Regions from separate parts of the Homo sapiens genome. Here region 1 is linked to region 2. The links are chromatin contacts, found by Hi-C or POLR2A ChIA-PET in ENCODE. All regions are on one chromosome and are shown on one strand. The core of a region is the stretch at or near the end of the contact, and the rest is flanking DNA. Distances in the headings are between cores, read along the strand shown. Region 1 overlaps RBM47 (RNA binding motif protein 47). Region 2 overlaps RBM47 (RNA binding motif protein 47).

The links. Hi-C counts contacts between places; a loop is a spot of excess contacts on that map. ChIA-PET counts read pairs that join two places held with the same protein, here RNA polymerase II (POLR2A). Pooled maps may share reads with other maps.
Region 1: a map of B cell shows a loop between it and region 2 (2.1-fold over the local background). The contact joins two enhancer-like sites. A Hi-C loop is called at or near these places in 1 of 168 maps with a recorded cell type or tissue (B cell), 8 of 37 single-sample maps with no recorded cell type and 8 of 50 pooled maps. POLR2A ChIA-PET finds 5 or more read pairs at or near these places in 6 of 52 experiments (B cell, GM10248, GM12878 and 3 more).

Annotation. Positions count from the first base shown.
Region 1 is chr4:40,452,409-40,459,449 of GRCh38, reverse strand. All of the region lies in intron 3 of RBM47 (RNA binding motif protein 47), which reads left to right. Among named protein-coding and RNA genes, the nearest start is that of RBM47-AS1, 30 kb to the right of the region's middle. Within about 2 kb of position 1,934, at least 3 of the 41 ENCODE cell types and tissues checked have a DNase peak (open chromatin) inside an H3K27ac peak, as active enhancers do; they include PC-3, where a contact is called at or near this core.
Region 2 is chr4:40,549,783-40,556,665 of GRCh38, reverse strand. All of the region lies in intron 1 of RBM47 (RNA binding motif protein 47), which reads left to right. Among named protein-coding and RNA genes, the nearest start is that of MIR4802, 51 kb to the right of the region's middle. RefSeq lists a silencer at 5,549-5,638. Within about 2 kb of position 5,590, at least 16 of the 41 ENCODE cell types and tissues checked have a DNase peak (open chromatin) inside an H3K27ac peak, as active enhancers do; they include PC-3, where a contact is called at or near this core.

The DNA.
Region 1 (7,041 bases), core at 685-3,184, 94 kb after region 2:
GGATTTCAGGCATGCACCCCCATGCACGGCTCTCCCACAAAACTTAGTAAATAGATACGTGAAAAAAATGTCCAAAGCAATTTGGTGGATGTTAGTTATAAAAGGAAACTCTTTTTGTAGCTTTGTCCTACCATGTTTCTTGCAAAAGACAGTGCACATTCATTCATTCTTCTATCCATTCATTCTTTTATTCAAACATTCATTCAGTGCCAGGCACTGGGGATAAAATAAGCATCACTGCCTTTGAGATGCTTCAAGTGTAGCTAATAAAATAAACTATAAACACTATTGTTTTAACTTTTCTAAGACATTTCAAACAATGCATAAAGAAGTGGAAAGAGCCTTTAATATCTAAAATCACTTCATAATAGAAGGCGAATTTTACTTTTTCTGTGTTAAAGGACCTGTCTCAGATGGTCTCATTTCTAATAGAGTTCTTTGGAAAGACTTAGAAACAAATGAAATTGATAAAAGAGCCCACAATATTCACAAATACCACAGGATGACGCAGGTTCCTACTCATATCAATGAACTCATGGTGCTTACTTTTCCAAATTTTTAAAGTAAACAAGCCATGGGGTATTAGAGTTTAACCTTCGCCGTATGTTTGCAGAAGGACCTGTTTTTTAAGCTATCTTTTTTTGTTTTTCACTGTGTACCCAAAAAAGGAAGAAAAGAAAAGGGGGAAAAAAAAACAATTATCACCAGAGCTGGAAAGGTGGAACAACATTGAAACAATGCAATGAATAAAAAGAACACATATTTTCTGGATTAAAGTTGTATTTAATGCATTTTGTCTTTAAGTGATCCCCCACCAGAAAGTTCACTTCCTTTTTTATATTTTCTCATAAACAGCCTACTATGGTCATATTGTCATAAATATAGTTGATTTTGAAAATATTTTTAGCTTCCAAAATACCCCACATTAAACTTAAACATTTATAGAAGAAAGTATTTTAACTCATGACTTTTTCAATGTTGAGAGTATTCCTGGGCGAATGCTATTCTACTATAATTATTGCCTTGAGATAACTGGTCAATGAACATGACATCAACATAATCAGGATCTGTTTTTTTCTATAGTAGCAGATATTGTTTCCTAGTTGCAACTGAAATGACTAATGTTCACCAAATAAAAGCAGAAGGTCACACCTAAAACTGAAGCTAATGTTTGACTATGTCAGTCTGTTTCAGAGCCTTTGTTTCAGGACAGGCAATTTGTCATTTGTTTTACAAAAAGACCTATGTTATTTTTGTATACTACTATTTGACATACCACCAGAAGGTGCATATTGTACATGTATTCATGTGTAATATAACACAGTAATAATAGACCATACTGTTACTATATAACTACTACTTGCAAACTACTAATATAGTTTCAAATTAGGAGGAGAAGACTAGCATTCACACACCATTATAATGACTGTAAGTTTATGTTTGGGAACGTTCACTTTCATTTTGTTTTATTTTGTTTTATTTAATTTTATTTGACTTTATTAGAGGTGGGGTCTCATTATGTTGCCCAGGTTGGTCTCAAACTCCAAGGCTCAGGTGATCCACCTACCTCAGCTTCCCAAAGTGCTAGGACAGCACACCCAGCAAAAAGTTCACTTTCTAAATCTGTTTGAGCATAAATTTAAGAAAATTTTTTTAAACTTAATCCCCAATGTGATAGTAAAATTTAAGAAGTTTAACGAATGAAAAATACCCTTGGCTGGGCACAGTGACTCATGCCTCTAATCCCAGCACTTTGGGAGGCTAAGGCCAGTGGATCACTTGACGTTAGGAGTTCAAGACCAGCCTGGCCAGCATGGTGAAACCCTGTCTGTACTAAAAATACAAAAAAAAATTAGCTGGGCGTGGTGGTATGCACCTGTAATCCCAGGCTGAGGCACGAAAATCACTTGAACCTGGGAGGTGGAGGTTGCAGTGAGCTGAGATCGTGTCACTACATTCCACCCTGAGTAAACAGCCTTTTACACACAAATTTTAAAATGCCTTTTTTTTGTTTTTTTTTTTTTTTTGAGATGGAGTCTCACTCTGTCACCCAGGCTGGAGTGCAGTGGCACTATCTTGGCTCACTGCAATCTCTGCCTCCTGGGTTCAAGTGATTCTCCCTGTCTCAGCCTCCCAAGTAGTTGGGATTACAGGCACCAGGCCACCACGCCCGGCTAATTTTTGTATTTTTTAGTAGAGATGGGATTTCACCATGTTGGCCAGGCTGGTCTTGAACTCCTGATCTCAGGTGATCCGCTCCACTTGGCCTCCAAAAGTGCTGGGATTACAGGCGTGAGCCACCACGCCCGACCCCCACAAATTTTAAAATTTTTTAAAATTCTATCTTTTATATTTGGACTCTCTGGGTTTGGTTTGGTTTTGGATATAAAACAACTCTACTGCCAAAAAGAAGTTAAATTATAAAGTATCACCCCAAAGATAAGGCATCTTTATAAAATTACAATCACAAATTTGCCATTATCTAATTGTGATTTTGAAGTAAGCACATGATCGCCCTCCTTCTCAGTTTCTCCATCAAGAAAATGAGGCTGGCCGGGCGTGTTGGCTCACGCCTTTAATCCCAGCACTTTGGGAGGCCGAGGCAGGAGGATTGCTTGAGCCCAGGAGTTTGAGAACAACTTTAGGCAACGTGGTGAGACCTCATCTCTACAAAAAAATAAAAAATTAGCCAGGCGTGGTGGTGAGGACCTGTAGTCCCAGCAACTTGAGAGGCTGAGGTGAGAGGATCCCTTGAGCCTGAGAGGTCGAGGTAGGAGGATTGCTTGAGCCTGAGAAGTTGAGGCTGCAGTGAGCCGTGATCATGCCACTGCACCCCAGCCTGGGTGACAGAGCCCTTGTCTCAAAAAAAAAAAAAAAAGAAAAAAGAAAAGAAAAAAAAAAAAGAAAATGGGACTAATACTTTTGTATAGTATTGTTGGTATATATAGATATATAGGAATAGTATGTACAGGAAATATATATCTATAAATTCTCAGTAACTTGAATCATATTCTTAACAACACAGGAAATTTCCTATCTAAAAGAACACTATTATGAATTTTTTGCAATTAAAGATGACTTTTATAATTAAAAAGTAATCATGCATCAAACTACCAGTTCATATATTCAACTTCTGGCACATAAAGTTTTTCTAAGAATATTATGCCCGGGTTTCTCTCTTAAACCTGCTTCAGTAATTGTAATATTTTAATTTTAACATGGTATATGACACCATAATTAGTTAACAGGCAATATTTAGGGCCTACTACATTCAATGGGTAGGCACAAAGCTCCCGTGCAGGAATACAAAGTAGTGATAAAAAGAACATAATACTTACATAATTAGAAAATATAAAAGAGAACATAGTAGTAGCCATTATAACTACACATTTCACATGTACAGTGTCTTAAAGCACTTTCTCACATAAATGTAGAAGGTAATATCTGTGTAAATGCCCTTTCAGTTTGTCCATAAACATTTGGGAGTGAATCCCCTCAGGTTCTTTACATTTTAATTTTAAAAAGTATCTTGCCAGGCAGATAATTAACGACTCTAAACTGTGACTACACAGTTGTCTACAAAAAGAAGATCCTTGAAAAACATTTATTCTTGACCATCTGAAATAATAACAAAGGGCCTTGAGCATTTACTGTAGCCAGGTACTTTTTTCTTTTTTGTTTCTTTTTGTTTGTTTGCTATGAGGCAGGGTTACCCTCTGTTGCTCAGACCGGAGTGCAGTGATGCAATCACGGCTCATTGCAGCCTTAACCTCCTAGGCTGAAGCAATCCTCCCACCTCCGCCTCCTGAGTAGCTGGAGCCACCACACCTGGCTAATTTTTGTATTTTTTGTAGAGACAGGGTCTCACTATGTTGCCCAGACTGGTCTGGAACTCCTGAGCTCAAGCAAGCTTCTCACCTCAGCCTCCCAAAGTGCTGGGATTATAGGCTTCAGCCACCACGCCCAACCAGCCAGGTACTTTTTAATCCTCCCAACAATGTTAATGATAATATTATCACCATTTTATAGATGGTGAAGCTGAGGCTCAAGGAGAGAAAGTGACTTGTGTGATGGCATTTGTTTTTCAAGTAGTACAGTCAAGAGATAGGAAGCGAGGCAGTCTGGCTCCAGAGCCTGGGCGTGGAATCACTGCCTCATCACAGTCCCATGTTCTCACTTGAACATTGCGATTACGTGAATTCTAGTCCTTCAACATTTCCATTTAAGAATTTAATTCCATAGGTTTTTAAGTCTAAAAACATAGTTTGAATATGTTAACTCCTTTACAAAGAGCCAGAAATAGGCTATGGGACAGTTTGCAGAACTCTTTGAAAGCTTAGAAGAGTGGTGGGGAGAGTGCAGAGGGGAAGCGATGGGGATGGTAGAAAGTAATGATTTCCCAACAACTTTACCATGTGTCTGTACTGGAAATTCCTTCCACTCTATCAGCCAATGTCCATTTCTCACCAATCGTGGTCTTATCCTGTTAACACTGGCTATTGCTAAACCTGCTGTAAGTAAGTAAGTAGCAAAGAATGAGTATCATGGTAGAAAGAGCTTTGGCTTTGTCATCAGATTGACCTACATTTCAATTCTGTAAGTTGGGTCAAGTTATTTGATACCCTCAATCTCCTGATCTTTAAAAAGGGGCAGTATGGCCAGGCGTGAGCCACCACATAATTTCAGCACTTTGGGAGGCTGAGGTGGGCGGATCACCTGAGGTCAGGAGGTCGAGACCAGCCTGGCCAACATGGCAAAACCCTGTCTGTACTAAAGATACAAAAAAATTACCCGGGCATGGCGGCACTTGTCTATAGTCCCAGCTACTCGAGAGGCTGAGGCAGGATTCGCTTGAACCCAGGAGGCGGAGATTGCAGTGAGCTGAGATGGTGCCACTGCACTCCAACCTGGGTGACAGAGTGAGACTCCATCTCAAAAAATAAATGAATAAAAATAAGTAAATAAATAAATAATAAAAAAATTAAAAGGGGGCACTAATAGCTAACACTGATCACACCCTTACTTAGCTTCATTCTAAGCCCTTGGCTATCTCATTTATTCCTCACAGTGATGCTTTGAGATAGCGATAATTATTACTAGTCTCATTTTGCAGGTGACGATAATGAGGAATCAGGATTTTAAATAGTTAGTTTACCAATGTGTCACACAGCTACACAGCTGAAGAGCTAGGGCTCAAACCCAGGAAATCTGACTTTAGAGCAGAGGTTGGCAAATGTTTGCAGTAAAGGTCCAGACAGTAAACACTTTAGATTTCATAGGCCGTATCATCTCTGCTGCTACTTAACTCAACTCTGCCACCGTCCCCATAAATGCAGCCACAGACTATATGTAAACGAATGGCTGTGGATTATGTGCCAACAAAACTTTATTAAAACAGCCAGGGAGTCAAATGTGCAGGTCTCCAGCAGGCGTCTACCCCGTACTCTAGAGCCCACATTTAAAATTTCCACTCATAGAAATGTCATGAGAAATCAAATTACACATACGTGTTCAAAAAAATAGTTAACTATCATTAACTTGGGAGTTTTAAAACCATACATTAAGGAAACTCTTGGAGAGATTATTTCTTTCTTTTTTTAAAAAAAAAAATTTGACCTCTGAGAGCAAAGAACAAGAGAGATTATTTCTAATTCATCTCCTTCCCTGTAGGGAGGATTGCATTTAAGCTGGCTATTCTCTTTTAGCGCTGCTCTGTTCTTAGCATGTAAGTGAAATACACTCTCCAGCCACTTCTCCAGAAATACTAGACATGGGGTGGGACAGTATCCTCCTCTGAAATTCTCTCATGGTGCTAACTGCTGACAGTCAGCAGAAGGTCTCACTCATAAAGATGTTCAATAAAATGGAGTTCATCTTCATCATCTTAATCAATTATTTAACATCATTGTGTATTGCATTGGCAATAACATGGCATATGATAACATAATTAGTTCTAAGTGTAAGAGGATAAGTAGAACTTCTACTGCTGCATAATTTCCATCTGTCTCTAAATATAATTAAACAAGAAATGTGCAGATTTTCAATCCTCGGCTACATGTGATAGCTGGCTTATTCCCTGAAGTCTGTCTTGGCCCACAGTCCATCCTTGCTTGTGCACTTTACTAAGCCACTGTCTTCATTTTGGCACTCAATCAATGTTTGTTGAAGGAAGTTTTGTGACCTCCTAGGGCTGAACAATCTTATATGGTTTTTTATGTTCCCTCCCACCCATTTCTAGCACAGTGCCTTGTACAAAAATAAGTAATCTTTAAGTATTTATCGCTATTAATTATGTTATTAAGAAGGAAATGGGCCGGGTACAGTGGCTCAAGCCTGTAATCCCAGAACTTTGGGAGGCTGAGGCGGGCAGATCACAAGGTCAGGAGCTCGAGACCATCCTGGCCAACATGGTGAAACCCCGTCTCTAAAAATACAAAAATTAGCTGGGTGCAGTGGTGGGTGCCTGTAGTTCCAGCTACTCGGGAGGCTGAGGCAGGAGAACTGCTTGAACCCGGGAAGTGGAGTTTGCAGTGAGCCAAGATCAAGCCACTGCACTCCAGTCTGGGTGACAGAGTCAGACTCTGTCTTAAAAAAAAAAAAAAAAAAAAAGAAGGAAATCACAGTCCATTTAATTATTTGACAAATATTTATTGTCTTTTAAGTGTCAAGCTTTGAGGAGTTTATGATAACCAAGAAGAGACATAAATTCTGCTCTCTCAAAGTTTACATTCTAATTGTAGAAAAAAGGCTTAAAAAAAAACTGCAGTAGTGTTATGTATTATGAAAAGGCGGATGTTTATAATAGACGGTAGATTTGACCTGGCGGACGCTAGACTAAGGCTGACAAGATACAGAACTTCAGGTTTATCTCGTGCTTTTAATTCCTGAGTTTTCGGTCTCTTGTCCCCTTATAAACACTACTCAGGCCTCCTGCTTGCTTAGCAGAATACTTCATAAACAAATTTATAAAATCGTTTCTATTCCTCTGAATAAATAAAACTCCTGGTGCAAGAGCTACTCATTCTTTCACTGAGGACTCAG
Region 2 (6,883 bases), core at 4,341-6,840:
CTCCCGCCTCAGTCTCCCAAAGTGCTAGTATTATAGGCATGAGCCACTGTGTCTGGCCCTCATAGTATAATCTTAAAAAGAATGTATTAGTTTGGTGCAAAAGTAATTGCGGTTTTTGCCATTAAAAGTAATAGCAAAAACTGCAATTACTTTATTTTTGAGACAGAGTCTCACTTTGTCACCCAATCTGGAGTGCAGTGGTGTGATCGTGATCCTCCTACCTTGGCCTCCCAAAGTGCTGGGATTACAGGCATGACCTACTGCACCTTAATCTTCATTAAGTAATGAAGATTACTTAACCTCATAGTGTAATCTTAAAAAGAATGTATTAGGCTGGGTGCAGTGGCTCAGCCTGTAATCCCAGCACTTTGGGAGGCTGAGGCGGGCAGATCACCTGAGGTCAGGAGATGGAGAACAGTCTGGCCAACATGGTGAAACCCCGTCTCTACTAAAAATACAAAAATAAGCCAGACGCGGTGGTGCATGCCTGTAATCCCAGCTACTCAGGAGGCTGAGGCGTGAGAACTGCTTGAACCCAGGAGGCAGAGGTTGCAGTGAGCCAAGATCACGCCACCGCACTCCAGCCTGCGCGACAGAGCCAGACTCTGTCTCAAAAAAAAAAAAAAAAGAAGATCTTTTCAGGTCTTTAGCAGGTTGGCTTCAGTGTTTCCCAGAGGCTCCTGGGGAAGATGTTCAAGGAGGCAAAAGTTTTGATCTCCAAGCCTCTGGATGCCATTTTCCCGAAAGTGGCCATGACTTCTGGGAAGTCAGCTGTTCTGTGCCCTAACTCACCTGGTGTCATCGCTGGTCCAAATTGCCTTCACAGGTGACAGCACAAGGCCACCTTGGCTGTTCATCTTTCCGAATTCTATTTCTGGGACCCACATCAGAAAAACAGTTGAGGAATCACTGACTTTCAGATCACATTCCCATCATTCATGAGAGAGGCAGGATGATGTGGCGGCCGCAGGCATGGCCTGCAGAATTAGGCTGCCTGATTGCAGTCCTAGCGTTGCCAGTTACTAGGTGTGTGATGTGGGCAAGTTACTTCTCTGCATTAATATAAGTGAGAAATCCTTGTCGAAACCCATTGGGTCAGATGTGTTTTAGAAGCCAGAACATTTCAGATTTTAGAAAGATAATATGTTGCACGTACCCTGTGTTGCTTAATACCACTCATCTCAGGCAGTATTCCTTGATCACACCCATCACTATTTCTTCAGCAGAGCGAATGGACACTCAGACATGCTGCAAGAAACGAAGGCTGTAGAGAGTCTCATTAGAAACTAGAAAGTCAGGGGCTGGGTGCGGTGACTCACACCTGTAATCCCAGCACTTTTGGAGGCTGAGATGGACGGATTACTTGAGGACAGGAGTTTGAGACCAGCTGGGCAACATGGCAAAATCCCGTCTCTATTAAAAATACAAAAATTAAGCCGGGTGTGGTGGCTCACGCCTGTAATCCCTTTGGGAGTCTGAGGCGGGTGGATTGCCTGAGGTCAGGAGTTCGAGGCCAGCCTGGCCAACATAGTGAAACCCCATCTCTAGTAAAAATACAAAAAATTAACTGGGCATGGTGGCGGGCGCTTGTAATCCCAGCTACTGGGAAGGCTGAGGCAGGAGAACCGCTTGAACCTGGGAGGCGGAGGTTGCAGTGAGCCGAGATCGCGCCATTGCACTGCAGCCTGGGCAACAAGAGGGAAACTACGTCTCAAAAACAAAACAAAAAACCAAAAATTAGCTGAGTGTTGTGGTGCGTGCCTGCAGTCCCAGCTACTCAGGAAGCTGAGGCAGGAGAATCACTTGAACCCTGGAGGTGGAGGTTGCAGCAAGCCGAGATCACGCCACTGCCCTTAAGCCTGGGAGATTCGTTAAAAAAAAAAGGAAGAAAGGGAGGGAGGGAGGGAAAGAAAGGAGAGAGAGATGGGGGGAAGGGAGGAAGGAACTAGAGCGTCGGATTTTGCTGCTAAATTATTTCTTTAAAATTTTTTTTCTTCCTCTAGAGCAATCAGAAAGAATGCTGAATTATTTCTAAAAATTACTTGGTTTTTCAGAGTTGTAGTGCCTCTTACAGGTGAGATGTACATCTTGGAAAGAATTCAATGAGAGCATATATATATAAAGTGCTGAGAACAGAAGGCACCATGCAAGTGTGAGCTTTCATAAAGTAAACTTACTTGTTATGATGAAGCCACTGGAGACTTCATTTGTGACACCGTGGCCAGCCCACCAGCTTTTGTCTTTTTTTTTTTTTTTTTTTGAGGTTTGCTTTGCATATCCCACTTTTTTCCTAGGTATTTTCCATGCTGGGCTATTTGACTTACGTTAGAAGCAAAGCAGCCCCCAGATGTTACTGTTGTGCCTGGTATGTTGTCAAACTGCACTTTAAAAGGACAGAGGACAGGAAGTAAATGACGCATGACTCAAGTGACTGGAAATGGTTCTCGGATAGGAAGTTATCATTGGGACAGTAATGAGAGGAAGTACAGTTCAGTTGAATGAGGCCTTAGAGAGCATTCGTTCCCTGGGCGCAATCCCACTGAGTGCATTCTTTGCACCAGGCACCGTGCTGGGTCCTGGGGTTGCGGAGATGAATACGGGACTGTGCATCCTTTAAGTGGTCCCGCGTCTCCTGATGTTCACCATTTCTATGTGAGCTTGGAGAAACCAGGTAACCTCTCTGCACTTGCGTACTCAGTTTCAGGACAAAAGGGCTGGCTGGCTCATCTTACGACGAAGGCCCTATTTTACCTTCAAATGTCTCTGATCGCAAAGAACTTCTTAGTAGAGGTTGCTGGCCAACCACTGTTCAGCACTCTGAATTCAAGTAAAGGACATGGGCTTTTTAGCTTGTTGATAGTAAAAGTCTTGGAACAGGTTTGATTAAGGGCTTATTATCTCTCCAACCAGGGGATATTTTATTTCTCAAATATTGACTATTGACTAGTGCTAGACCCTGCGTTAGGAGCTGGGAGTGCCTTGGTGAAGAAGAAAAAGTCCCTTATCATGGAGCTCACATTTTAGTGGGGCAGATAGATAGTGAAAAGTGATAAAAATGAATACATAATTGGCTGGGCGTAGTGGCTCACACCTGTAATCCCAGCACTTTGGGAAACCAAGGTGGGCAGATCACCTGAGGTCAGGAGTTCAAGACCTGCCTGGCAACATGGTGAAATGCCATCTTTACTAAAAATACAAAAAATAGCCATGCATAGTGGCATGCGCCTGTAATCCCAGCTACTTGGGAGGCTGAGGCAGGAGAATTGCTTTAACCTGGGAGGCTGAGGTTGGAGTGAGCCGAGACCACGCCACTGCACTCCAGCCTGGGTGACAGAGTGAGACTCTGTCTCAAAAATAAAATAAAATAAAATAAAAAATACATAATGCAATTTCAGATAATAATATGAGCAAAGAAGAGAAATAAAGATAGGGAAGAGGAAGAAAGAGTATACAGTTGGTGATTGGAGAACTCTTTTAAAAGAATAATCAATTCATGAAGTATTCCATATTAAAAAAAAAAAAAAGCAATCAGAGGTGGGGCGTGGTGGCGCGTGCCTGTAGTCCCGGCTACTCGGGAGGCTGAGGCAGGAGAATCACTTGAACCCGGGAGGCGGAGGTTGTAGTGAGCCAAGATCGTGCCACTGCACTCCAGCCTGGGTGACAGCGTGAGACTCCGTCTCAAAAAAAAAAAGAAAAAAGAAAAGAAAGTTGTCAGAGAAGACTTCTTGGAGGAGATGGCATTTGAGCAAAGACCTGAATTCAGTCAGGGAGAGAGCTAGGATGGGGGGTGGTGTAAAGGCTGGGAAAGGAAATTCCAGGTGGGGCCGACAGTGAGTGCCAAGGCAGGAGAAGAGGATGAGCTGGTTTGTTTAAGAAACGGCCAGAAGGCCAGTGGTATAGCCAGCACTGTGAGGTTGATGGAGAATGAACAGCAGGGAATGGAGCACAGCCAAGCCACGCTATGCAGGCTCCTAGAGGGAACCTGGGGAAGGACTCTGGATTTTATTCCAAGTGTGAGGACATGCCATTGGAGGGTTTTGAGAAGGGAAGTGACGTGACCGTGTTTAAAAAGAAAGATTGATCTATCAGAATGTGGATTCGGCAGCCATATACAGAAATGAGTCTACCCCTGGTTCAAATTAATTTAGCCCACCTGCTACTGCAGGATCTGGACTAGATGAATTTTTAACACGTCAATAGTTGAAATACAGAGCCCATTTTTATTTATATCCTTTATCTTTTTATTATTTATTTATTTATTTATTTTTGAGACAGAGTCTCACTCTGTCGCCCAGGCTGGAGTACAGTGGCGGGATCTCAGCTCACTGCAACCTCCACCTCCCAGGTTCAAGCAATTCTTCTGCTTCAGCCTCTTGAGTAGCTGGGACTACAGGTGCCCGCCACCATGCCCTGTTAATTTTTTGTATTTTTAGTAGAGACAGGGTTTCACCATGTTAGCCAGGGTGGTCTCCATCTCCTGACCTCGTGATCCACCTGCCTCAGCCTCCCAAAGTGCTGGGATTACAGGTGTGAGCCACCGCACCTAGCCCCTAAATCCTTATCTTTAAAAAAGTCTTAGGGCCTCTATGTTTTTCTTTTAAACAAGGTCTTGTATAAAGATGGATTGCTCTCTAGAAGAGAAAATGTTTCCAGTTTTTGAGTCAATGCCTGTGTCATCTTTTGTCTTCTTTTAGTGTAACTTTTGAAAATTATGCTGTGGCTATGCAGTGACTCATACCTGTAATTCCCAGCGCTTTGGGAGGCCAAGGCAGGTGAATCACTTGAGGTCAAGAGTTCGAGACTAGCCTGGCCAACATAGTGAAACCCTGTCTCTACTAAAAATACAAAAGTTAGCTGGATGTGGTGGCACGCTCCTGTAATCCCAGGTACTTGGGAGGCTGAGGCAGGAGAATCACTTGAACCCGGGAGGCGGAAGCTGCAGTGAGCCGAGATCCCACCACTGCACTCCAACCTGGGCAAGAGAGCGAGACTCTGTCTCAAAAAAAAAAAAAAAAAGAAAAGTACGCTATTTGATTCTCCCTCCCTCCCTCTTCCTTGTGTACTTCCTTCTTCCCTCCTTTCCTTTCTTTTTTAAAAGTGCTTGTTATTTTATTAGAGATCTGGATTCTGCTTGCCAATGTTAATAAAATGCAGGATTGTTTTTATTAGGTACTATTTGTTTACTTTGTTTTGTTGTTTTCTTTCTTTGTACAAAGATATCTTGGGAATATTGAATATATTCACAGATGGTAGAATCGGAGTTTGCAGTTCTGCTTTCTTTGCCCTGACCTTGTTTGAGACGTGCTTGCTTCTGATATGCTGATTCCACGTTGCAAAAGTGAAAGTATGTACTAAAGGGCCTTAAAATTAAGCAGCAAAGTAAACAGAGATTAAATTGTCTTTTGAATTTGTCAGCCTCGAACCATATGTATTTTGTGGCCACCGTATTTTCTTCATTCTTTTGTAACTGTGACCCAAGCCCATAGTGATGTGTGTATACCTCTCATGTAGAAGCAGGTCAGAACATTCACTCTCAGTTACCTTGACAAATATTTGTGGGCAGGCTGGGCTTGCTACCTACACAGCTTCCTAACAGCCCACTTTTGTGCTCAGGAAATATATCAGAACCACAAGAGGGCAGCTTGTTCAGTGAACCTAGGGGTAAAAAAGTGCTGTTTGTTAGTTACAGGATAATGAGAGGGGGAAGATGTCTAAATTTTTCAAAATGTTTCTTGCATAAGGAAGTTTTTTTTTTTTTGCATTCCTTGACAGTTTCATCTATTCAAAGAGAGAATGATTTTGGAAATTAAAAGTTTTAAGACGAGTTTCTTCATGCATATCTATTTTTTCCTTCTCTGGAATATAAATACCCATTTCCCCTTGAATCCCTTTTTCCTCTATCTTCCGTCCCTTCAATCTTTATTAAGGTATAATTTACATATGATAGGGCCAGGCGCGGTGGCTCACACCTGTAATCCCAGCACTTTGGGAAGCTGAGGTGGGCGGATCACTTGAGGTCAGGAGTTTGAGACCAGCCTGGCCCACATGGTGAAACTCCATCTCTACTAAAAACACAAAAATTAGCCGGGCATGGTGCTGGGCACCTGTAGTCCCAGCTACTCTGGAGGCTGAGGCAGGAGAATCACTTGAACCCAGGAGGATGAGGTTGCAGTGAGCTGAGATCATAGCACTACATTCCAGCATGGGCGACAGAGTGAGACTCTGTCTCAAAAAAAAATTACGTATGATAAACTTCCCACATTTTCAGTGGTGACTTTTAACACATGTATCCAGCTGTGAAACCACTACCCCAATCAAGATGTAGGAACTAACATCTCTGGAAAGTTTTCTCATGCCCCTCTGCAGTCAGTCTCCCCTCGAAGGCCCCACATCCCCTTTAATCTTTAATCGTTGAGAACATTTTACCTGACACAAAGCATTTTATAACTTTAAAGTAATGATCATGCACAAAATTTATGGTCTTGTGTAGGAGACCATGTGAGAATTCGGGAGAGATGCAAGGAAATCAAACCCAGCTTCGTTCCAAGACAGCTCTGTTGGGTTTGACCCTTTGTGGCTGTGGTGGTGGTTATCCTCTGGCTAATATTCATGGAGAGGGAGAACTGTCATTAACTGAACAATCATTAATTTCCCATTTGTTCTTTAATATTTATTTCTGCTGTATTTAACATTTATTACTGCGCACGGTGGCTCACACCTGTAATCCCAGCACTTTGGGAGGCCGAGGCGGGTGGATCACAAGGTCAGGAGTTCGAGACCAACATGGTGAAACCCTGTCTCTACTAAAAATACAAAAATTAGCCAGGCGTGGTGGCACACGCCTGTAATACCAGCTGCTTGGGAGGTTGAGGCAGGAGAATTG